6 separate regions of the Homo sapiens genome follow, and regions 1, 2, 4, 5 and 6 are each linked to region 3. Evidence: chromatin contacts called from ENCODE Hi-C or POLR2A ChIA-PET data. All regions are on one chromosome and are shown on one strand. The core of a region is the stretch at or near the end of the contact, and the rest is flanking DNA. Distances in the headings are between cores, read along the strand shown.

Region 1 (4,015 bases), core at 82-2,581, 380 kb after region 3:
TGCAGTGGTGCAATCTTGGCTCACTGCAACCTCCACCTCCCGGGTTCAAGTGATTCTCCTGCCTCAGCCTCCCGAGTAGCTAGGACTACAGGCGCGCACCACCATGCCCAGATAATTTTTTGTATTTTTTTGTTTGTTTGTTTTTGTTTTTGAGAGAGTTTTGCTCTTGTTGCCCAGGCTGGAGTGCAATGGCACAATCTCGGCTCACTGCAACCTCCACCTCCCAGGTTCAAGCAATTCTCTTGCCTCAGCCTCCCGAGTAGCTGGGATTACAGGCATGTGCCACCACGTCCAGCTAATTTTGTATTTTTTTTAGTAGAGACAGGGTTTCTCCATGTTGGTCAGGCTGGTCTTGAACTCCTGACCTCAGGTCCCAAAGTGCTGCATTACAGGAGTAAGCCACCGCACCCGGCCAATTTTTGTATTTTTAGTAGAGACGGGGTTTTGCCATGGAAACCAGCCTGGTCTCGATCTCTTGACCTCATGATCCGCTTTCCTTGGCCTCCCAAAGTGCTGGGATTACAGGCGTGAGCCAGCGCGCCTGGCCAATTTTTTTTTTTTTTTTAAATTTTTAGACGGAGTTTCACCATGTTGGCCAGGCTGGTCTCGAACTCCTGACCTCAGGTGATCCACCCGCCTCGGCCTCCCAAAGTGCTAGGATTACAGGCGTGAACCACCACGCCCGGCCAAATTTGGGGAGCAATTTTCTTAATCTCTTTGTGCCTCAGTTTTCTCTTCTACAAAAATGAGACGACAATTGTACTACTGGTCATAGAGTACTAAGAGGATAAGCGAAAACTGAGTGACATTGCCTATCAAGAGCCTCGTATAAAGTCCGAGAGGTTCAGGTCTGTAAGTCAGAGTCCGCCTCCTGGTCCCTAAACGCTCATTTTAATCCCACGCCCCTCCGTGACACGCCCCTGCTGTCTGTCTCCAAGGCAACGCCCAACAGTTTCCTCTCCGGGATTCCTTTCCCGGGGGCAGTCTCTTTTCTCTCCTCACCTGACGGCTCCCCTCCGCGCCTCCGGGGGCTCCCTCAGGCCTCCCCACGGTCATTTCAGCTGGACAGAGGCAGCAGCGACAGTGACAGCGATAGTGGCAGCAGCGGTGGCAGCGAGAGCTATGCGGGGCCAGGGTCCACCCCTTTCTAGCTTTGGCGTCTGGTTGGCTTCCAGGGCAGCCTCCGATCCATCCCGCCCGAGGAGGCAAGGTTCGTTTTCCGATTGGCCTATTTTCTCCGCGCATTTTATTTCCGGTTCTGAGGACGCCGCGGAAGCGGGACGGGATTGGAGTGCTCTGCTCCGGACGCACTACGTAGGTGGGCCTGCGGGAGTTCTGAGTGCGACGGCGCAGGTCTGCACCATGGCGGCCCGGCTTGTCAGCCGATGCGGGGCTGTGCGTGCAGCTCCCCACAGCGGCCCGCTGGTGTCCTGGCGCAGGTGGTCCGGCGCCTCAACAGACACCGTGTATGACGTGGTGGTGTCGGGTGGAGGCCTGGTGGGCGCTGCCATGGCCTGTGCCTTGGGTAAGCCCTTCTCCAGGCTACTAGTGGCCGGAAACCGGGCCGCGGAGGCACGATGAGAGCCGTGAGAGCCCTAGCACGACTTGCCCAAAGACAATTTCTCAGGTCTCGCGACGCTTCTCCCCTCCCCTCCTAGAGGAACCCCAGGGCACGCCGGAATGCGTGTGGTCCTTCAGGGTCCATTAGGGTCAAAAGTGGGAGGGGCGTTCAGAGTCTGTTCTACTCATGGGAAAACAGGCCTTCCCGGGGTTATTTATAAATGAGAGTTCCAGTTTCTCCAGATCCTGGACAGTACTTGTCATTGTCTTTTTGTTTATAGACATTCTAGTGGGTGTAAGTAAAGTGGGATCTCCAGGTTTTGACTTGTATTTCCCTAATGATTAATGATGTTGAATATCCTTTCATATGTTTATTGGTCATTTGTATATCTTCTTTAGAGAAATGCCTATTCAGACCCTTTGCCCGGTTTTTAATTGAGCAGTTTGTCTCTTGAATACTGTGGTAAGAGTTATTTTTATTTTTTGAGACAGGGTCTTCCGCTGTGCCCAGGCTGCAGTGCAGTGGCACGATCACGGCTCACTGTAGCCTCAACCTCCCTGGCTGAATTGATCCTCCTGCCTCTGCCTCCCAAATAGCTGGGACTGCAGGAATGCGCCACCACTCGGCTGATTTTTGTATTTTTTTGTAGAGACGAGGTCTCACTATGTTGCCCAGGCTGGTCTGGAACTTCTGGGCTCAAGCAATCCACCTGCCTCAGCCTCCCAAAGTGCTGGGATTACCGGCATAAGCAACCCTGCCTGGCCATTATTTTGTTTATTCTGTATAAGTCCCTTATCTGATAAATGACTTGCAAATATTTTCTTCCATTTTGTAGTCTTTTCACTTTTTTTTTTTTCCCTGAGATGGAGTTTCGCTCTTGTTGCCCAGGATGGAGTACAATGGCACGATCTCAGCTCACTGCAACCTCTGGGATTACAGGCTTGTGCCACCATGCCTGGCTAATTTTTGTATTTTTAGTAGAGACGGGGTTTCACCATATTGGCCAGGCTGGTCTCGAACTCCTGATCTCGTGATCCACCTGCCCCTTCCTCCCAAAGTGCTGGGATTACAGGCATGAATCACCATGCTTGGCCCATTATGAGATTTTTTTTTTGTGATTTTTTTTTTTTTTTTAGCTCATCAGCTATCATTAATATTAGTGTTTTTTTATATGTGACCCAAGACAATTCTTCCACTGTGGCCTGGGGAAGCCAAAAGATTGGACACCCTGATCTAAGGGCAGCTGTTCCACCCTATGATCCTCATCTCACAAGATACACAAAATTTAACTTAAAGCAGATCATAGACTTCTGTAACAGGGTGGTTCTCATGGCTGCTTGGGAGGCTGAGGCAGGAGAATCGCTTGAAACTGGAAGGGGGAGGTTGCAGTGAGCTGAGATCGCGCCACTGCACTCCAGCCTGGGCAACAAGAGCGAAACTCGATATCTCAAAAAAAAAAAAAAAAAAAAAAGAAGATAGTGCCCTTTACAGAGCATGCTCTACAGAGCATGTCCCTGTGCCCCATCCTCCACAGCAAAAGCTGCCAAGATGGACCGCTCACTGTCTGTATGGCTGGAGCTAACTTTTTTTTTTTTTTTTTTTTTTTTTGAGACAGAGTCTCTGCTCTGTCACCCAGGCTGGAGTGCAGTGGCAGGATCCCAGCTCACTGCAACCTCTGCCTCCCAGGTTCCAGTGATTCTCCTGCCTCAGCCTTCTGAGGAGCTGGGACCACAGGCGCCCGCCATCACACCTGGCTAATTTTTGTGTTTTTAGTAGAGATGGGGTTTCACCATGTTGCCCACGCTGGTCTTGAACTCCTGAGCTCAACTGATCCATCACCTCAGTCTCCCAAAGTGCTGGGATTATAGGTGTGACCCACTGTGCCTGACCTTTCTTTCTTTTCTTTTCTTTTTTGTAGTTTTTGAGACAGGGTTTTGCTCTGTCCCCCAGGTAGGACTGCAGTTGCACAAACATAGCTCAGGTGTGCCACCATGCCTGGCTAGTTAAAAAAAATTTTTTTTTGTAGAGACAGGGTCTCGCCATGTTGCCCAGGCTGGTCTTGAATTCCTAGGCTTGAGCAATCCTCCCACCTCGGCCTCCCAAAATGCTGAGATTACAGGCGTTAGCCACCATGCCTGGCTCACGTTTTCTTTTATAAACTCTAATTCTTTCTTTTTGAGACAGAATTTTGCTCTTGTTGCCCTGGCTGGAGTGCAGTGGTGCAATCTCCTCCTCCCAGGATCAAGCGATTCTCCTGCCTCAGCCTCCCAAGTAGCTGGGATTACAGGTGCCCGCCATCACACCTGGCTAATTTTTTTGTATTTTTAGTAGAGACGGGTTTCACCATGTTGGCTAGGCTGGTCTTGAACTCCTGACCTCAGGTGATCTGTCCACCTCGGCCTTCAAAGTGCTGGGATTACAGGTGTGAGCCACCGCACCGGCCTTTATAAACTC
Region 2 (3,820 bases), core at 160-2,659, 350 kb before region 3:
ATTCTTTTTAGAATTAGTTCAGTCATTCCTAAAACATCCAAATGCTAGTCTTCCACCATGAAAAATAGATTGTCACTGGAAAGAACAGTAGCAATTTCCATAAGGATGTGCCTTCACTCACACGGGACAGGCGGTGGTTATAGAGTCGGGCAAAACCAGCAGTAGAGTATGACCAGCCAAGCCAATCTGCTTAATAAAAAGATGGAAGACAGTAAGGAAGGAAAGTAGCCACTAAGAGTCTGAGTCTGACTGGGCTACAGAATAAAGGGTATTTATGGACAGAATGTCATTACATGCCTATGGGAATACCAATCATATTTGGAAGATTTGCAGATTTTTTTTCAGAGAGGAAAGACTCACCTTCCTGTTTTTGGTTCTCAGTAGGTTCGTGTGTGTTCCTAGAATCACAGCTCTGACTCCAAATGACTCAATTTCTCAATTAGAAAAAGTAGAAGCTTTCTAAGCAACTTGGAAGAAAACAGTCATAAGTAAGCAATTTGTTGATTTTACTACAGAAGCAACAACTGAAGAGGCAGTGTTTTTACTTTCAGACTCCGGGATTCCCATTCTGTAGTCTCTCTGCTTTTAAAAACCCTCCTTTTGCAATAGATGCCCAAACAGATGATGTTTATTACTTGTTATTTACGTGGCCTCAGACAGTGTATGTATTCTCGATATAACTTGTAGAGTGTGAAATATAAGTTTAACTACCAAATAAGGTCTCCCAGGGTTAGATGACTGCGGGAAGCCTTTGATCCCAACCCCCAAGGCTTTGTATATTTGATCATTTGTGATCTAACCCTGGAAGAAAAAGAGCTCAGAAACCACTATGAAAAAATTTGTTCAGTGTTTTCTGTGTTCCCGTAGGTTCTGGAGTCTGAGGATGCAAAGATGAATAAGATAAATTCTCAGAATGTAGTTATAATCTCTTGTTTTCTGGTATATGCCATCTTTCTTTAACTTCTCTAAAATATTGGGTATTTGTCAAATAACCACTTTTAACAGTTACCATTACTGAGGGCTTATACATTGGTGTTATAAAAGTGACTTGATTCAGAAATCAATCCATTCAGTAAAGTACTCCTTCTCTAAATTTGCTGTTATGTCTATAAGGAACAGTTTGACCTGCCCTTCTCCTCACCTCCTCACCTGCCTTCCAACATTGAATTTGGAAGGAGACGTGAAAATTGGACATTTGGTTTTGCCCTTGGGCTGGAAACTATCATATAATCATAAGTTTGAGCCTAGAAGTGATCCTTGTGATCTTCTCACCTCTTTAAATTCCCACAACACAAGAGATTAAAAACAGAGGTTTCAGCTCTTCATAGTGCGTTGTGAAATGGCTGGCCAGAGTGTACCAACAAAGCTGTCATCGGGCTCACAGCTCAGAGACATCTGCATGTGATCATCTGCATAGTCCTCTCCTCTAACGGGAAACACCTCAGATTTGCATATAAAAAAGCACCCTGGTGCTGAAATGAACCCCTTTCTTGAACATCAAAGCTGTCTCCCACAGCCTTGGGCAGCAGGGTGCCTCTTAGTGGATGTGCTGGGTCCACCCTGAGCCCTGACATGTGGTGGCAGCATTGCCAGTTGGTCTGTGTGTCTGTGTAGCAGGGACGATTTCCCAGAAAGCAATTTTCCTTTTGAAATACGTAATTGTTGAGACTAGGCAGTTTCAAAGTCAGCTGCATATAGTAGCAAGTACAGGACTGTCTTGTTTTTGGTGTCCTTGGAGGTGCTGGGGTGAGGGTTTCAGTGGGATCATTTACTCTCACATGTTGTCTGCCTTCTGCTTCTGTGGACACTGCTTTGTACTTAATTCAGACAGACTGTGAATACACCTTTTTTATAAATACCTTTCAAATTCTTGGTAAGATATAATTTTGATAGCTGATTGCAGATTTTCTGTATTTGTCAGATTAATAAAGACTGCATGAATCCAGCTGTGCTAGTGTTTTTTACATGAAAGTATCATAATGTATAACTGTAACTCACAGAACTGTCTAGCACTTATCAAGAAACAGTTTAGAATACAAAAATTAGCCAGGCGTGGTGGTGGGCGCCTGTAGTCCCAGCTACTCGGAAGGCTGAGGCATGAGAATCGCTTGAACCCAGGAGGCAGAGGTTGCAGTGAGCCGAGATCTCACCACTGCACTCCAGCCTGGGCGACAGAGCAAGACTCTGTCTCAAAAAAAAAAAAGTTTAGAAACAAATGCATTGTTTCTATTCTTAACTCATAAGAAAGTGGTATGGATTATAGCACACCACAGCTCTGAAGAGTGTAATATTAAATCTGTTTATAAAAGCCCCAAAGCAGCTATCCTTAATACATCCTGAAAGATATTTTTTCTAATAACTTTCACATTAATGTAAATATGTCAGAAGAAACTGTAAACTTATAAGACGTATGTTGTACAGTGCAGATATGTGCTGGAGGATTTTTTTTAAAGAAATTAGGTCACACTAATGGGAAAAGGCAACATTACTTTTATTGACCTGGTAGAGCATAGAATGTCCTCTCACTCCATTCCCCAAACTTGATAAAACGTTTTGTTTCTAAACAGTAAATAACATACAATCTGGAAATGATTGATCAGAAATACATTTATGGCAGAAAAACCACAGTTGGCCATGGTCTTCAGAAGGGGGCAGATAAGACATTGATGTGTTCCCGGCTACATCTGCTAAGGGCATCAGGAAGCAGGGAGTGTTTATTCCCTCCTTTGAGAATTGGAGGCATCATTTGTTTTCATGGCTCTTTTAGGCAGTGTCTGTGGAGTCTCCTACAGAGGCATCAGGACTTGGGAGAGGTTTCTGATTTTTAGGGGTCCTGACAATGGTGTTCTTGTTTTTTTTTTTTGAGACGGAGTCTCGCTCTGTTGCCCAGGCTGGAGTGCAGTGGCGCGATCTCAGCTCACTGCAAGCTCCGCCTCCTGGGTTCATGCCATTCTCCTGCCTCAGCCTCCTGAGTAGCTGGGACTACAGGCGCCCGCCACGCCCGGCTAATTTTTTTGTATTTTTAGTAGAGGCAGGGTTTCACCGTGTTAACCAGGATGGGACAATGGTGATCTTGATGAGAATGAGGACGGACTTTGAGCAGGGTTGAGAAGCAAGGGTAGTGAGGCTGGGTTTCCTGTGTCTCTAGGTAAGTCCCGTAGCTTTCCGTCAGCCCATGCCACACCTTCTTCCTGGGGACCCTTCTGTGTGCGGTGTGGAGAGTAGCTTAGGATCTGGTCAAAAGTGAAATGACAGCATACTTGAGTACGAGTGCAATGTTGACTTGTCAGTTGAATGAGAAAGAGTAAAGGAGAGATCCACAAAAGCAGGGGTTTAAAATCAGAAATTTCTCAGAAAGAAGGTTTGTTGTTGTTTTGGAGACAAGGTCTGGCTCTGTTGCCCAGGCTGGAGTGTAGTAGCGCGATCATGGCTCACTGCGTTGTTGAACTCCTGGGTTCAAAGGATCCACCTCAGCCTCCTGAGTAGCTGGAACTACAGGTGTACACCACCATGCCTGGCTAGTTATTTTTTATTTCGTGTAGAGACTGGGTCTTGCTTTGTTCTCCAGGCTGGTCTTGAACTCCTGGGCTCAAGTGATCCTCTCAGCTCAGCCTCCTGAAGTGCTGAGATTATAGGAGTGAGCCACTGCACCTAGCCAGAAATAAAGTTTTGAACTCAGTTTGGAAAGGGGGAAAAAGCCTGAATTGGCCAAGAAGGCAAAGGACATATACTGTACTAAAAATCAGGAAGACGGAAGTACCTGGGAGACACCTATGGATAATTGGTTTTTGAATAAAGGTGATGATTTATTCAGAGGAAA
Region 3 (3,967 bases), core at 285-2,784:
AACCTTGCTACTGCTCCTTCTTTGGGTCCATACTGCATTTCAGAGCTGTAACACCGTGAAGGTATACAGCTTCACTCCTGAAGCCAAGACCATGAACCCACTGAGAGGAACAAGAAAAACAACTCTGGACCTGCTGCCTTTATGAGCTGTAACACTCACCTTGAAGGTCTGTGGCTTTACTCTTGAAGTCGGTGAGAAGCGAGACCATGAACCCACCAGAAGGAACACATTCCGGACGCATCTGAACATCAGAGGAAACAAACTCCAGACACACTACTTTTCAGAACTGTATTAAGAACTGTAACAGTCACTGCGAGGGTCTGCGGCTTCATTCTTGATGTCAGCGAGACCAAGAATCCACCAGAAGGAACCAATTCCAGACACAGAATTATTTGCCTTCTTACTTCCTGAGAGTTCTAGGCACAGAACATACTTGAGGTGTTATACAAAGGTAATTAGAACTGACAGGGAATTGTATGATTAATGACGTGGGACATGAGAGATTTGGAACGAGATAAAAAGGCTTACCTTGAGGACAGCCTTATTAGGAGCAGAGGCAAACACAGGTTTTGTGGGTTTGAAGCCTACACATTTATAGCTTTCTCTAATTACACAGGTAGGAAATTATAAAATCAGGTACAAGGGCTTGGCAGGGGCCTAAAGCTTAAGTGATGAAAAAAAAAAACACCACACCTCTGGTGAAACCAATAGCTTACGAAAAAGTAGAAAAAAGCGCGATGCATGGGGAGCTCCGGTAGTCCTTTGAGGTATTTGAGAGGCTGAGTCAGGAAGATGGCTTGAGCACCAGGAGTTGGAGGTTTGTAAGTGCAGTGATGGTAAACTGCCGCTGTACTCCAGTCTGGCAATGTAGTGAGACCCTGTCTCTCAAAAAAAAAAAGTAACCCTTGCCTGACTGGGACAATAATTGAGAAACCAGTAAAACAAAATAATAACTATTAGCCGGGCGCGGTGGCTCATGCCTGTAAATCCTAGCATTTTGGGAGGCTGAGGCGGGCGGATTACAAAGTCAGGAGTTTGAGAAATTACTACCTATTACCCCATTTGGCTATTTTTACACTTGTAAGGAATGAAGCTCAGAGGTCACACAGCTAGTAAGAAGCCAGCACCCTTCGATGTGGGATTGATGTGGAGGATAGGCATATACAGAGAACACAAAAGCAAAACACCATGGTGCAGATTTTGAAAGAAAAGCCCTAAGATTAGTAATGAGTGTGAATTATTCAACAAAGTGATCAAAACTAACTCCAGCTCTGCATTCCTCTTCGCCATCAGGAGTTTGGAGCCTGGAGACTGCTAGCTGCCTGGTTCTTTAAGAACCAGCCCTGGTCCAGCCCATTCCGCAGGCCAGCAAGCTTCTGAAAAGCAAACCTAGGAAGTAGCTTTCCAACATAAAGTGGAGGTTTCAACACAGGAGACTTTAAGCAAGTTCCAGTGTGTCTATATTTGGTCTGGCTGATCGGCTGGACTCTGGCCTTCCCCGCTCACGTTAGCAGACAGCTCTGCCCTAGTGGGCGCTTAGCCTGCGACGGCAGCCCGAGAGGATGTCTAACAAGCTTCTTTCTCCCCACCCCCATTCAGTTGTTCTCAGGTCTGAATTCAAAATGGCCTCATCTCCTGCTGTCCTTCGAGCGTCCCGGCTGTACCAATGGAGCCTGAAGAGTTCGGCGCAGTTCCTGGGGTCTCCACAGCTGAGGCAGGTTGGTCAGATCATTAGGGTTCCTGCTCGGATGGCGGCGACGCTGATCCTGGAGCCTGCGGGCCGCTGCTGCTGGGACGAACCGGTGCGAATCGCCGTGCGCGGCCTAGCCCCGGAGCAGCCGGTCACGCTGCGCGCGTCCCTGCGCGACGAGAAGGGCGCGCTTTTCCAGGCCCACGCGCGCTACCGCGCCGACACTCTTGGCGAGCTGGACCTGGAGCGCGCGCCCGCGCTGGGCGGCAGCTTCGCGGGGCTTGAGCCCATGGGGCTGCTCTGGGCCTTGGAGCCCGAGAAACCTTTGGTGCGGCTGGTGAAGCGCGACGTGCGAACGCCCTTGGCCGTGGAGCTGGAGGTGCTGGATGGCCACGACCCCGACCCCGGGCGGCTGCTGTGCCAGACGCGGCACGAGCGCTACTTCCTCCCGCCCGGGGTGCGGCGCGAGCCGGTGCGCGTGGGCCGGGTGCGAGGCACGCTCTTCCTGCCGCCAGGTGACTCACCTCCGCTAATTGTTCCGTGTTCGTTCGCCTTTCACTTTGTGTGTCTCCCCCGCCCCACGCTTTTCGCTTATGTGTATGCCCCCCCGCCGCGCCCCCGGGCTATATTGCCCAGGCAGGTTTCGAATTCCTGGTCTCCAGCTATCTTCCCGCCTCTGCCTCCCTAAGAGCTGGGATTACAGGGTGAGCCACCGCGCCCGGCACTTTGAGGGGAGTTACACTTTTTTTTTTTTTCCGTCCCTGCCCTTTTCACACGAAGAAGGGATGTAGCTTCCAACCTTCCGGAGGTTAGTGTAAAGAAACAGGAATGGAATGGAAAGCTGATTGGGGAAGTGTCCCTGCCGCTCCAAAACTGAGAGGTCCCTCAAACCTAGTGCTCAGTTAAAAGACATTGTAAGGGCCAGGCGCAGTGGCTCACGCTTGTAATCCCAGCACTTTGGGAAGTCTCGGCGGGCAGATCACGAGATCAAAAGATTGAGGCCATCCTGACTAACACGGTGAAACCCCGTCTCTACTAAAAATACAAAACAGTAGCTGGGCGTAGTAGCGGGCGCCTGTAGTCCCAGCTACTCGGGAGGCTGAGGCAGGAGAATGGTGTGAACCCGGGAGGCAGAGTTTGTAGTGAGCTGAGATCGCGCCACTGCACTCCAGCCTGGGCGACAGAGCGAGACTCCGTCTCAAAAAAAAGACATTGTAAGGAAAGGAAAAAGACACTTATATTAAAAACAAAACAGGCCGGGCGCGGTGGCTAACGCCTGTAATCCTAGCGCTTTGGGAGGCCGAGGCCGGCGGATCACCTGAGGTCAGGAGTTCGAGACCAGCCTGGCCAACATGGTGAAACCCCATCTCTACTAAAAATAGAAAAATTAGCCAGGCGTGGTGGTGCATGCCTGTAGTCCCAACTACTTAGGAGGTTGAGGCAGGAGAATCGCTGGAACCCGGGAGGCAGAGGTTGCAGTGAGCTGAGATCATGCCATTGCACTCCAGCCTGGGGGACAAGAGTGACTCTATCTTAAAAAAAAAAAAAAAAAATTCAGGTAGTTTCAATTTTTTAATGTTCTTATTTATGTATTGACTAGGAAGCCACTTTTTTTTTTTTTTAAATAAGAATTCCGACTGGTTTTCTCACTGTATTTCCATGGCAGCTAGGAGGTGCCAGGTGGCTGGGCCTGTGACAGTGCAGAGGTTTTGGTGCCTGCCCGCCCACCATTGCTCCAGCTGCAGCTGCTGCCCCCTGCAGGGCCTGTTCGTTCCTGCTGCCTAGCTCCCCGCTGGCTGGCTATGATCTCCCTGTTACCATTCCAGGAGAGCAGCCGCGTCCCTATGCATGGCAGGACCAGGTACTATTGTGGCCTCTCCTCTTGGCCTCGAATGGTATCTTTGTCATCAGTGAGCAAGTCCCCAAAGACCACGGTCTTGTCCATTGTCAGGATAATTCACTCCACAAGCTGGGGCTCCAGGTGCTGCCCTACCCAGCGGTGCTTCTCACCCACACAGTGGTCATACTTTGGCAGGGGCTGGTGCAGTGTGAAGACCTCGGTGTTTTGCATGTGCTTCATCTCTTGCAAGGTCCTCCGGGGTTGGGCTTCAAGACTAGGGAAAAGCCTGGGCTTCACACCCGTGGGCCACTTTATCCACCAGGTCCGGCAGCAGGGTGAGGTACTGCTTCCAGACCAGGAAGCTGCGGTGCTGCTGCAGTGTCACATGCAGCTCCCTGAGAAGGGGCGGCTGAAGCCCCGCAGGAGGCCGTCTGGAA
Region 4 (3,978 bases), core at 470-2,969, 260 kb after region 3:
CACATAGCCATGGTACCCTCAGTTTCTTGATTCTAACTGCTACCCTCATCCCTTCCCCCAGCATCGAGCCCCTGGAGCTTTCAACTCCCCTTACCACAAACAACCCTGTAATGAACAACCTCATATATGGTCCTTTGTGAGAATTTCTGAGGACTATTTTCCCAGGATTGCTTACATTTTCTTCTAATACTCCTGCAGTTTGTTTTTTCTTCTATTCATATGCCTGCCCACGTTTGGTTTATCTGAGCACATCTAGCTTATACAATGATTTTGACTCTATTCTTTTTTTTTTTCCCTCTTTCTCTAGTCACACCTGCTGGAACAGGATCTATTAGTTCTTGAAATTTTCCATTGGCAAAATCACTCCTAATTTCCACTTAGACCATGTTTCTTCAACATTCTATTATATTTATTTTTAGTTTATTATTAATTATTTTTTTGAGACAGTGTCTTGCTCTGTCTTCCAGGCTGGAGTGCAGAGGCATGATGGTGGCTTACTGCAGTCTCACCCTCCTAGGCTCAAGCGATCCTCCCACCTCAGCCTCCCAAGTAGCTGGGACTACAGGCCTGCACCACCACACCTGGCTAATTTTTCTATTTTTTTATAGAGATGAGGTTTCGCCATGTTGCCCAGGCTGGTCTTGAACTCCTGGACTCAAGTGATCCATCCGCCTTGGCCTCACAAAGTGCTGGGATTACAGGCGTGAGCCCCCACATCAAGACTACATTCTATTTAAGTTAGTTTTTGTTTCAGTTTTTGGAATCTCAGCTTCAGATTTGTGTTAGTAATAAAACAACTTAGGTTTGGTGCCTCCTAAAGCAGACCCTGAGACAAGAACTTGGGTGACAATAGTTTACTTGGGAAGATATCCAAGGAAGACGGGGAGGGAGAGAGGAGAGTGATACAGGAAGGACGGAAAGCCAATGAAAGATACATTACTGAGCTGGGTTGTCACTGTGGACAATTGGCTCAATCTCCCTGCACACTTTTGAAGAACCATATAGAAACCACCCAAAATTGTCCTGCTGAAGTGTGAGAGGTTGGGACATTTATCCAGCAACCTTCATCTTCCATTGGCACTCTCCCACTCCCCTACTACCCAGCTCCCGCCCCTTTCTTCTGTGGCTGTATCTGCAAGTTGGACTGAGCAAGCTTCCAAGCTGAGGAGAAAATTCTGAAGCAGAAAAGCTGAGAGACTCCACTGGTGCTTGAGACGTGAAGCCATCAGCATGCATAGGAGCTGTTAGCCACAGCTGCATCACAAGCCACAGGCCTCAGTTCCAGTTGATCTACAGCAATCCTGTGGGCATGCACACCTTTGCTGTTGTCTGACCTACTTCTTGCCCTGCACCTTCCTATTCATGTATTGACTACACCTGACCTCTCTATCCTGACACAGTGAGACCCACTCAAACCGCTTCTTGGGCCTGATCTAGGTGAGCAGCCCCTCTGCCTCTCTGGCCCAGCCTCTCCACTTACCCGCTCTGGCAGGCCTTCAGCAGCCTGCCCTTGGAAATTTTGCACTTTTCCTTTTGCCAGTAGATATGTGGCTCTCATTTCTTTCCTTCTTTTCCTCTTCTCTCCCATTTACACTTTGATCTTGTCAGACTCTCCAATGGCATTATCAAGCCCTACTCAGATCATTGGCTTACCCTGACACAGAGAAAGTGCTCACACTCAGCATCAAATAACACAAATAAGAAGGATGCCCAATACTATTTGAGCACTTACTAAACGGAAAGCGCTGTGTGAAATGTGATTCAGTCATTATTTTATTTTCACAACAGCCTGATGAGGTCAGTACTCTCATTATGTCGATTTCTCAGAAGAGGAACTGCGGCTGGGAGAACGTGACTCATCTAGCTGATGGAGCTGAGGTTCAAGTGCAGGTATCTGGCCTTGAGGACTTACTTTTGACCACTCTATCACCAGTTAGCTTAGCCATTAACTACCAACTGATCCTCGGAGACAGGACCTCATTTCTTCTCCTTCTTCTTTTTTTTTTTTTTTTTTTTTTGAGACGAAGTTTAGCTCTTATTGCCCAGGCTGGAGTGCAATGGTGTGATCTTGGCTCACTGTAACCTCTGCCTCCCAGGTTCAAGCGATTCTCCTGCCTCAGCCTCTCAAGTAGCTGGGATTACAGGCACGCACCACCCGCCCAGCTAATTTTGTATATTTAGTAGAGATGGGGTATCACCATGTTGGTCAGGCTGGTCTCGAACTCCTGACCTCAGATGATATACCCACCTCAGCCTCCCAAAGTGCTGGGATTACAGGCATGAGCCACTGTGCCCAGCGGGACTTCGTTTCTTGTATGTGGGTTTTGACCTTTCAAGTAGAGTATAGCACCTTGGCTGGTTTGTTGTTGTTGTCTATATGGATTTTTTCTTTTTCATTTTCTTGGTTCATGGTATTACAACCATGTGATGCTTTTTTTAGGGCTAACTTAATGGATTTCTCTCCACCAATCTCTTGATACTAAAATTCTTTTTTTTTCTTTTTTTTTTTTTAAGACGGAGTCTTGCTCTGTCGCCCAGGCTGGAGTGCAGTGGCCAATCTCGGCTCACCGCAAGCTCCGCCTCCTGGGATCACGCCATTCTCCTGCCTCAGCCTCCCAAGTAGCTGGGACTACAGGCACCCGCCACCACACTAAGCTAATTTTTTTGTATTTTTAGTAGAGACGGAGTTTCACTGTGTTAGCCAGGATGGTCTCAATCTCCTGACCTTGTGATCCGCCCGCTTCGGCCTCCCAAAGTGCCGAGATTATAGGCGTGAGCCACCGCGCCCGGCATGATACTAAAATTCTACAATTAGAAATTAATTCCTTTGTCCCCACCTCACAGTTATATGGGAGAGACTACATGTTAATCCTTCTCAGCCATTTATACCTTAACATGAGTGAACTTCTAATCCTTTCCTGAGAGGTGGTTTTGGAAGAGGAGACAGGGGAAAAGCGTGAATGCACTAAGCCCTGATTAAAGGGAAGCCCCCTGATGCCATCACCTTACAAAAGCTCTTGCACAAGGGTATCAGGATTTAGGTGCAAGAATGTTCTTGGCAGCATTGTTCATAATAGGCTCAAAACAGAAACAATCCTATCTATTTTTTTTTTTTTTTTTTTTTTGAGACGGAGTCTCGCTCTGTCACCAGGCTGGAGTGCAGTGGCGCAATCTCAGCTCACTGCAACCTCCGCCTCCCGGGTTCAAGTGATTCTCCTGCCTCAGCCCCCGCAGTAGCTGGGACTACAGGCGCCTGCCACCAATCCCAGCACTTTGGGAGGCTGAGGTGGGTGGACCACGAGGTCATGAGTTCAAGACCAGCCTGGCCCAGAGGGTGAAACCCTGTCTCTACTAAAAATACAAAAAAAAAAAATGAGCTGGGCATGGTGGCAGGTGCCTGTAATCCCAGCTACTTGGGAGGCTGAGGCAGAGAATTGCTTGAACTCGGGAGGCGGAGGTTGCAGTGAGCCAAGATCGTGCCACTGCACTCCAGCCTGGGTGACAGAGAGAGACTACGTCTCAAAAAAAGTAGAAAAAGAATGAAAGAGATGCATCGTAGTGGATTCATACAATACAGCAATGAAAATGAGTGAGCTACGGTGACAACCAGTGAGTTAGTTGTTTGAATCCCACAAACATAACATTGAGGGAAAGAAGCATGATACAGAAGAATGTGCACAGTGGGAATCCACACATATAAAATTCAAATACAGGTGGTAGATTATAAAGAACAAGAAGGAATTAACATCATGAAAGTTAGTATAATAGTAATTCTGATAGGAGGGAGATGGTTGTGATCACTCAGGGGATGCACAGGGAACTTCTTGGGTGCTGATTATTACTATTTATTTTATTTTATTTTATTTTATTTTTGAGACAGAGTCTTGCTCTGTTACCCAGGCTTGCGTGCAATGGCACAATCACAAGTCATTGTAGCCTCAACCTTCTGGGCTCAAGTGATCCTCTCACCTTAGCCCC
Region 5 (4,185 bases), core at 1,538-4,037, 280 kb after region 3:
CTCACACCTCAGTCTGTCAAGCAGCTGAGACAACAGGCACACACATCACACCAGGCTAATTTTTAAAATTTTTTGTAGAGGTGGGTTTTGCCATGTTGCCTAGGCTGGTGTTGAACTCCTGGGCTCAATCGATCTTCCTACCTCTTGGCCTACCAAAGTTCTGGGATTACAGGTTTGAGCCACAGTGCCTGGCTTTTTTTTTTTTTTTTTTTCTTTTTTTGAGACAAAGTCTTACTCTGGCACCTAGGGTGGAATGTAGTGATGAGATCATAGCTAGCTGCAACTTGGAATTCCTGGGTTTAAGCGATCCTCCTGCCTCAGCCTCATGAGTAGCTGCTGGGACTGCAGGTGTGTGCCACCACACCTGGCTATTTTTTTTCTTTTTGTTTTTTTTTTTGGTTGTTGTTTGTTTTTTGTAGAGATAGGGGTCTCCTATGTTGCCCAGGCTGGTCTGAAACTTCTGGCCTCAAGTGATCCTCCTGTCTCGCCTCCCTAAGTGCTGGAATTATGAGTGTGAGCCACTGCACCTGGCCTATATTTATCATGCTTGAATGAAACAATATATACTATGTATTTTTTTTTGATAAGATGGAGATGAGAAGAATTGACACTTCCTTCTAGTGAAGTCTAGAAAATGATTCTCAGGGCTGGGCGTGGTGGCTCATGCCTTTAATCCCAGCACTTTGGGAGGCCAAGGCAGGTGGATCACCTGAGGTCAGGAGTTTGAGACCAGCCTGGCCGACATGATGAAACCCCATTTCTACTAAAAATACAAAAATTAGCTGGGTGTGGTGGCATGCACCTGTAGTTCCAGCTACTCAGTAGGCTCAATTGCTTGAACCCGGGAGGCAGAGGTTGCAGTAGGCCGAGATCGTGCCACTGCACTCCAGCCTGGGCGACAGAGAGAGACTCCGTCTCAAAAAAAAAAAAAAAAAAAAAGAAAAGAAAAAAGAAAAAAAAGAAAATGATTCTCAGGAATTGCTTGAACGATGAGAAGGAGGCAGTACAAAGTTCTGCAAAGAGGGAGGAGTAGGGAATTCCAGATTTATGGCAAATATAACAAAGGGTCAGGTGCTTGGACTCAGGCAGGATAACTTGCTCCTTTACTTATTAGTTACTTAACCTGACTTAGAACTTAACTAGCTTAACTTCGGTTTCCTCATTCGTAAAATGGTAATAATAATAATAGGGCTGTTTTGAAAATTAAATCATGTAGGCAAAAAATCATATAAGGCATTATCCAACTCAAACTACGCATTATGTAAATGATAGTAATCCTTGGTGTTAGAGAAAATTTAGAAGAAGAGGATAAACTGGATAGAAATGTACCTATAAATCCTCTACTCATCTCTTGAATTTTTGGGAACTCATTTTGGCGAGAAAAATCACACTTGTTACAAGGAGTTCACAGACCCTAGAATCAAGAGAGCTAAAACTAATTAATACACATACATATATTTAAAATTTTTGAGACAAGGTATCAGTCTGTCACCCAGGCTGGAGTGCAGTGGTGTGATCAAGGCTCGCTGCAGCCTACTGAGCAGCTGAGAGACTACCAGCAAGCACCACCACACCTAGCTAATTTCATTTTATTTTTTATTTTTTGAAGAAATGCGGTTTCACCACGTTGCCCAGGCTGGTCTCGAACTCCTGACTCAAGCAATCCACCTGCCTCTGCCTCCCAAAGGTCTGAGATTACAGGCGTGAGCCACTGCGTCCAGCCCCAAAACTAATTTAATATTGCAGGGCTTCTTTTCTATTTTGAAAGTGTTTCTTTTAAATCAAGTTCTAGATTACCTTTATTTTATACTACTACTTTTTGTCTATTTGAGCATTTTATTTTTCATCATTTGGTTTAAGTCATTACAAAAGGCATTGAAGGTCTGTCTACCTGTCCATGACAGATAAAAGAGATTAGCTCCTGTCTGAAAATGTTTGCAAAGTAGTGTAATTCTCCTAGTCCTTCCTGAAGCTTTCCCAAAGAAGCAAAAATATTCAGACATAAAGCTACCAGGAACTCCAACCTGTTTGATCACTATTCCCTTGCTCACCAACCTAGTCATCTTTCAGCTACTCCATGCATGACTTGTGCTGAGCTATTAGCTCCCACATGAATACAAGCAATTCTTATACCTGCCTAATTCAGATGATCTTTCTTAGGGTTTGAAGTCCCTGGGGATCCGAAGCTGTCCTAGGTATACACTTCTCTCAACCCAGTCCAGCACAAAAGGAGACGACTAACGATGAATGAAATTGAGAAATCAGCCCACACTGGTAATCTTGGAGGAATTTGGTATTCTTCGTGAAATAAAAGAGGCGCAAAGGGGCCCTGGATTAGGGTCCGGAGAGAGGGGTTTTATCCCAGCACTGCCCCTAACCAGCTGAAAGGTAGGTGGTCCAATCACATCAGCTCTCCGAGACTCAGTTTCCCCATCTATAAAACAAGGAGTAGGCTTGACGGTCCCTGTCTCACTATAATTTCCCAATCGAGGTTCAGGGAGAAATCCACAAAACTAATAAAACTTCTTCACGGACTGCTAAATGTGAACTCACTGGTCAAGGCTGCAAGATTTGCTCTTTGGGTCAAGGCAGTAGGGGCGGCCACAAGGAACCAATCTCAGTTAAGTTATTAATGCACTTTGCCCAGACTAGTAACTCTCCCCTGACGTTCCGCATTTCCCTTGCTTCTCCCGGAAACGTGGGGCGCCCAGGAATCCTAAACTTCCAATCCCTAAGCTTCCAAACCCCGCCCCTGGGAGGGGAGGGGGCGCGGAGCCGGGCCTAGTCGCGCGCCTGCGTACTGCGGTCAGAGGGCCGAGGCCTGGGGGCGAGCTGGGGTCGTGCAGTACAGCCTCTTTCCGGCAAATCACGCGAGATTTCGTTCACCCGGGCTCCACAGGGTCAGTGACGCGCGAGCGGCTCCCGCGACTGTGGCTCCCGAAGCTGCTTCGGGCCCCAGCGGTGAGGAAGAAGACTCTCAACCAGGGTGACTTCTAGGCGTCCTCCCGGAGCTACCGGGGACACTGGCGTTATTGCCCGCAACACTGAGATAGGGAATGCTCGAGAAACAGAAGCAGGTTTTGGGGTTTTTTTTGAATTACTGGGGGAAAGCAACCTGAGGTTTTGACGTAATTGTGTTTGAGGTGCCTCTGAAACTTTCATTTAACACAGATTTGTTGAGCACGTACCATGCGCCGGGCATAGGGGATTGGACTCACATTTTTTTGTGTGTGTGACGGAGTCTCGCTCTGTCTGTCGCCCAGGTTGGAGTGCAGTGGCGCGATCTCGGCTCACTGCAGCCTCCATCTCTCGGGTTCAAGCGATTCTCCTGCCTCAGCCTCCCGAGTAGCTGGGATTACTACTGCGCCCGGATAATTTTTTGTATTTTTGGTAGAGACGAGATTTCACCGTGTTAGCCAGGATGGTCTTGATCTCCTGACCTCGTGATCTGCCTGCCTCGGCCTCTCAGAGTGCTGGGATTACAGGCGTGAGCCATCGCGCCCGGCCTGGATTCACATCATTGAACAAAGCAGACGAGTCCTTATCCTCTTAGCGCTGACGAGCTGGGCAGTTAGTTTGAAATTCTGGGCTAGAGACGCAAATTATTATTAATTTCCATATAAAGTGGTTGGTAGGAGGAGCCACAGGGCTCAGGGAGGTCACTGAGAAAGGGAAGAGCAAGATAGGAATCTCCACATGCAAGACTTCGGGAGGGGAAGGGGGAGACCAGAAAACCGGAAGGGGAGGAGAAGACTGGCAGAGAGATCCAGAAAGACACGTGGTTTGTTTGTTTGTTTTTTGAGACAAAGTCTCGCTCTGTTGCCCAGGCTGGAGTGTCCTGGCTGGATCTCGGCTCACTGCAGCCTCAGTCTCCTGGGTTCAGGCAGTTCTCCAGCTTCAGCCTCCTGTGTAGCTGGGACTATAGGCGCCCACCACCACGCTTAATTTTTGTATTTTTAGTAGAGCGGGGTTTTCCCATGTTGGCCAGACTGGTCTCGAATTCCTGGCCTCAAGTGAGCCTCCCACCTCAGCCTCCCAAAGTGCTGGAATTACAGGTGTGAGCCACGGCTCTGGGCCCAGAAAGATACGTTTTATAACAAGGCGTGGTCAACAGGGTTGCTAGTGGCAGAATAATCGCACGAAATAAGGGTATTAAAAGGTATTAGGAAGCTCATGTGATGGAAA
Region 6 (3,743 bases), core at 18-2,517, 320 kb before region 3:
CGGGAGCGCCCCTGCTACTCCCAGAGGTAGGAGAGATGAAAATGGGCCAGCTTGTTAAAGCAGGAGCAGGGGATGCTGCCTTCTGGGTGGTGGGCTAGGTGGTCGTGGCCTAGGCTAGCACTGGCCACATCAGCAGAACCCACCAAGGAGCAGATTCATTCTGGAAGCAGCATCAGTTCAGCGCAGGAAATCAAACCATTTCCCAGGGCCTTCCACTCTGAGCTGGAGCACGCGTGCTGCCTGTTGCCCCTGGTCTCCAGCTCCTGATGCTGCACCGGCCTGCAGTATGGCAGGTGCAGTCAATTTTGCTGGAACTGGTAAATAATCTTCAACCGGCAGTTCCCAATTCCTGTGGTTTCTTTACCGAGTACAGATGTTCCCCACTTCAAGCGATTTATTAAATGCTTGCTGTGTGTGCTGCACTCCGGCAGGGTCAGTGGAGAAGGTGGGGCACAGAAGGAGTAGTGAGGTGCCTCTGTCCCGGTTTGTATAGGGGTTGTTCCTGAGAACCCTATGTGAGGAGGAATGAGAGACCAGGAATGATCCTAAGAGCCTTATACTGATGTCCTGCTTAGATCGCAGGATGGCTGTGCCAAGCGGGTGGGTATTATATCTCATGCACCTCGGGTCTTCTCTGGGAATCTGCCTAAGATGCAGTGGAGTGGTCCCGCCTTAAATCCAAACTATAGGGTGGGTAGGGCTCTGAGTCCCGCTTCTCTGGAGTACCAACATGGGTCGCTCACTCCCACCTGGGGGATTTACGGGGTGGGGTCGGGGGACACCCTCTCACCTTGCTGCTCCCACTGGAGAGTCCCGCAGAAGTTGGGGCCTGCAGAGAGCCCCAGAACGGGGGCAGGGACGTTGGGTCTCGGTCAGGTCTTCCCGGTGCTCTGGTCCCGCAGGAGAGATGGAGGCTCCAGCTGCGTGGGCCCCGCCCGGAGCCACCGCTCTTGTCGCACGGAGGTAAAGCTCACGGGGCGCGGGCGAAGGCACCAGCTTCCCCAGCCCCTCCTGGCCGATTTCCCCATTGGGATGCCCGCTCCTGGCCGCGGGCTGCTGGGTTGGCCCAGCCTGGGGTCCTCCCGCCAATCCACAGCAGGGCTGCGTGGGGGCCCCTTCCTCACCCTGCTCCCGGGGACTGGCCTTGCCCTCCACAGCCTAGAGCACCATGGAGGGGCACGCACAGGAGTTCGGGGGTCCGGGGGGCGGACTCCACCTCCGGCGGCTCCGATGGGGCAGGCAAGGGAGACTCCTGGGCTCCCTGGGCTCGGGCGGGGCGGGAGGTGGGCGGACCTCGGACTCCGCCCTCCTGGATCCCGACTTCCCCTCCGCCCCGCAGAGCTGCCCCGACGGCGCCCGGGACTTCCGGGCCGAGCAGTGCGCGGAGTTCGACGGAGCGGAGTTCCAGGGGCGGCGGTATCGGTGGCTGCCCTACTACAGCGGTGAGCGCGGCCGGGACTCGCTCTCTCGGGGCCTCTTGTATACCTACGTTGATGCCACAGTTCCTATTGCCGTATTATAGAGGCGTTGTCATATATATATATATTAGAGACAGTCTCACTGTGTTGCCCAGGCTGGTCTTGAACTCCTGGGCTCAAGGGATCCGCCGGCAGCGACCTCCCAGAGTGCTGGGATTGCAGGCGTGAGCCACTGTACCCGACCAATTTTTTTTTTTTTTTTTTTTTTTTTTTTTGGGTGGGCGCGGGGGCTCGCAATGTACAGGAAATCTTGTAGACCACAGGACCCACCTTTGGGGAGGAGAGGGTCTGCAGAGGTCCCTCGAGAGAGAGCAAGAGGTCTCTCTTTTTCTTTATCTTTTTTTCTTTTCTTTCTCTCTCGTTCTCTCTCGCTTGCTCTTTTTTCTCTCTTCCTTTCCTTTCCTTTTTTTCTTTTCCTTTTTCTTTCTTTCTTTTTTTTTTTTTTTTGAGACAGGATCTTGCCCAGGCTTGAGTGCAGCAGTGTCATGTCAGCTGGGCAGCATGTACCTCCCAAGCTCAATCAATCCTTCCACCTCAGCCTCCCAAATAATTTTTAAAGTAAATATGGAATGCTTCATGAATTTGCATGCCATACCAGCTAAGGGGGCAGGGGCTGTGCTAATCTCTGTATCGTTCCAATTTTAGTATATGTGCTGCCAGAGCCAGCATTTGTCAAATACCCCATCGATCAACCCATAATGAATCAATCACCAGTACCCCTGCTCCCCCCAGCACATGCCCGTGGCAACACCATGGCAGCCATTTTGAGGTCTTTCCATCCTTTCTCCCCTTATGTATGTATATTTTCAAACGAAGCTATGGTGTGTCTATACCATTTTGAGCCCTGTTTTTGCTCAGTCTGCTATGGGAAGCGTTCCTCCCGTCGCACAGAGACGGAGATGGGGAACCCCGGGAGCGGTAGCAATGGTGCCCCACGGTCATCCTGCAGGAGGGGCTGGAAGGGGCTTGGTACACCAAGACTTCATTTATCAAGGATCTGGGGGCCAGAGGAGATGGTCTGTGCACCTCTGAGGAGGGTATAAGTCATTAATTTTTAGAGAAATACAGTTCAGGGAAAAAACACCCAGGTAAGCACCAACATGTATGTCATTAAGCATTTTAGATGAATCAGAAGATTCCTCAAGACAAGTCTTCTGAGTGTTCGTTTTCCCTGCTTGCGGCAAATGACCTCTGGAGACCCTGTGGCACTCTAGATTCCAGATCAAGGAGCACTTATATTCTCTCTGTGTGTGTGTGGTGGGGATCGTGGCTGTGGGCATGGCCCAGTGGGAGTCTCATATCCTGTGTATGTGTGTGTGTGTGTTGTGGGGATCGTGGCTGTGGGCATGGCGCAGTGGGAGTCTCATGTCCTCTGTGCGTGTGTGTGTGTGTTGTGCCGATCGTGGCAGTGGGTGTGGCCCAGTGGGAGTCTCTTATCCTGTGTGTGTGTGCGTGTGTGTGTGTGTGTGTTGTGGGGATCGTGGCTGTGGGCATGGCCCAGTGGGAGTCTCATGTCCTCTGTGCGTGTGTGTGTGTGTTGTGCCGATAGTGGCAGTGGGCGTGGCCCAGTGGGAGTCTCTTATCCCGTGTGTGTGTGTGTGTGTGTGTGTGTGTGTGTGTGTGTGTGTGGTGGCGATCGTGGCTGTGGGCGTGGCCCAGTGGGAGTCTCATATCCTCCGTGTGTGTGTGTGTGTGTGTGTGTGTGTGTGTGTGTGTGTGTGTGTTGTGGGGACCGTGGCTGTGGGCATGGCCCACTGGGAGTCTCATATCCTCTGTGTGTGTGTGTGTGTGTGTGTGTGTGTGTGTGTGTGTGTGTGTTGGGATTGTGGCTGTGGGTGTGGCCCAGTGGGAGTCTCATATCCTCTGTGTGTGTGTGTGTGTGTGTGTGTGTGTGTGCGCGTGTGTGTGTTGTGGGGATCGTGGCTGTGGGCATGGCCCAGTGGGAGTCTCATATCCTCTGTGTGTGTGTGTGTGTGTCTGTGTGTGTTGTGGGGATTGTGGCTGTGGGCATGGCCCAGTGGGAGTCTCATATCCTCTATGTGTGTGTGTGTGTGTGTGTGTGTTGTGGGGATTGTGGCTGTGGGCGTGACCCAGTGGGACTCTAGCTTTCAGAATTCCCCCTGGATCCTGAAGTGGACACATGTCAAAAATAATTTGATTATAGTCACATGATAGAAAAATTGGAACACAGGGGAAAGTCTAAAAAGAGAGTAGAGGGATACCTTCCATGGTATGGAGATGATTATAATCCTGTTTGTACTTTTG

The links. A loop is a pair of places that touch in the nucleus more often than their neighbours do. ChIA-PET counts read pairs that join two places held with the same protein, here RNA polymerase II (POLR2A). Pooled maps may share reads with other maps.
Region 1: a loop to region 3 is called in a pooled map, with 8 times the contacts of the local background. The contact joins the promoter of COQ6 here to the promoter of ACOT2 in region 3. A Hi-C loop is called at or near these places in 9 of 50 pooled maps. POLR2A ChIA-PET finds 5 or more read pairs at or near these places in 7 of 52 experiments (CD4-positive, alpha-beta T cell, Caco-2, HCT116 and 4 more).
Region 2: a loop to region 3 is called in a map of PC-3, with 2.1 times the contacts of the local background. The contact joins the enhancer-like site here to the promoter of ACOT2 in region 3. A Hi-C loop is called at or near these places in 1 of 168 maps with a recorded cell type or tissue (PC-3) and 2 of 50 pooled maps. POLR2A ChIA-PET finds 5 or more read pairs at or near these places in 2 of 52 experiments (GM12878 and activated T-cell).
Region 4: a pooled map shows a loop between it and region 3 (4-fold over the local background). The contact joins the promoter of LINC02274 here to the promoter of ACOT2 in region 3. A Hi-C loop is called at or near these places in 7 of 50 pooled maps. POLR2A ChIA-PET finds 5 or more read pairs at or near these places in 7 of 52 experiments (AG04450, GM12878, WTC11 and 2 more).
Region 5: a map of CD8-positive, alpha-beta T cell shows a loop between it and region 3 (6-fold over the local background). The contact joins the promoter of PTGR2 here to the promoter of ACOT2 in region 3. A Hi-C loop is called at or near these places in 1 of 168 maps with a recorded cell type or tissue (CD8-positive, alpha-beta T cell) and 9 of 50 pooled maps. POLR2A ChIA-PET finds 5 or more read pairs at or near these places in 10 of 52 experiments (CD4-positive, alpha-beta T cell, GM12878, HepG2 and 5 more).
Region 6: a pooled map shows a loop between it and region 3 (3-fold over the local background). The contact joins the promoter of PAPLN-AS1 here to the promoter of ACOT2 in region 3. A Hi-C loop is called at or near these places in 2 of 37 single-sample maps with no recorded cell type and 4 of 50 pooled maps. POLR2A ChIA-PET finds 5 or more read pairs at or near these places in 2 of 52 experiments (WTC11 and activated T-cell).

The regions. Positions count from the first base shown.
Region 1 is chr14:73,948,971-73,952,985 of GRCh38, forward strand. COQ6 (coenzyme Q6, monooxygenase) reads left to right here and starts at 1,332. Exons shown (of 12, transcript NM_182476.3): 1 at 1,332-1,525. The coding sequence starts at 1,363. FAM161B (FAM161 centrosomal protein B) reads right to left here and starts at 1,124. Exons shown (of 9, transcript NM_152445.3): 1 at 1,003-1,124. The coding sequence starts at 1,056. RefSeq lists enhancers at 1,014-2,014, 1,031-1,090 and a silencer at 3,084-3,382.
Region 2 is chr14:73,221,747-73,225,566 of GRCh38, forward strand. It overlaps PSEN1 (presenilin 1), which reads left to right. Exons shown (of 12, transcript NM_000021.4): 12 at 1-1,945. Among named protein-coding and RNA genes, the nearest start is that of PAPLN, 14 kb to the right of the region's middle. RefSeq lists an enhancer at 1,189-1,701. Within about 2 kb of position 1,410, at least 3 of the 41 ENCODE cell types and tissues checked have a DNase peak (open chromatin) inside an H3K27ac peak, as active enhancers do.
Region 3 is chr14:73,567,679-73,571,645 of GRCh38, forward strand. It overlaps ACOT2 (acyl-CoA thioesterase 2), which reads left to right and starts at 1,535. Exons shown (of 3, transcript NM_006821.6): 1 at 1,535-2,205. The coding sequence starts at 1,563. It also overlaps a transcript of HEATR4 not described here and the pseudogene NT5CP1. RefSeq lists enhancers at 1-951, 2,146-2,315.
Region 4 is chr14:73,828,416-73,832,393 of GRCh38, forward strand. LINC02274 (long intergenic non-protein coding RNA 2274) reads right to left here and starts at 1,720. Exons shown (of 2, transcript NR_135238.1): 1 at 1,481-1,720.
Region 5 is chr14:73,849,044-73,853,228 of GRCh38, forward strand. It overlaps PTGR2 (prostaglandin reductase 2), which reads left to right and starts at 2,788. Exons shown (of 10, transcript NM_001146154.2): 1 at 2,788-2,900. RefSeq lists a silencer at 2,522-2,924 and an enhancer at 2,534-2,583.
Region 6 is chr14:73,244,734-73,248,476 of GRCh38, forward strand. It overlaps PAPLN-AS1 (PAPLN antisense RNA 1), which reads right to left and starts at 1,268. Exons shown (of 2, transcript NR_135248.1): 1 at 791-1,268; 2 at 1-511. PAPLN (papilin, proteoglycan like sulfated glycoprotein) reads left to right here. Exons shown (of 27, transcript NM_001365906.3): 3 at 1-26; 4 at 903-963; 5 at 1,340-1,442. It also overlaps the pseudogene RNU6-419P. RefSeq lists a silencer at 1,103-1,372 and enhancers at 2,320-2,389, 2,528-3,029.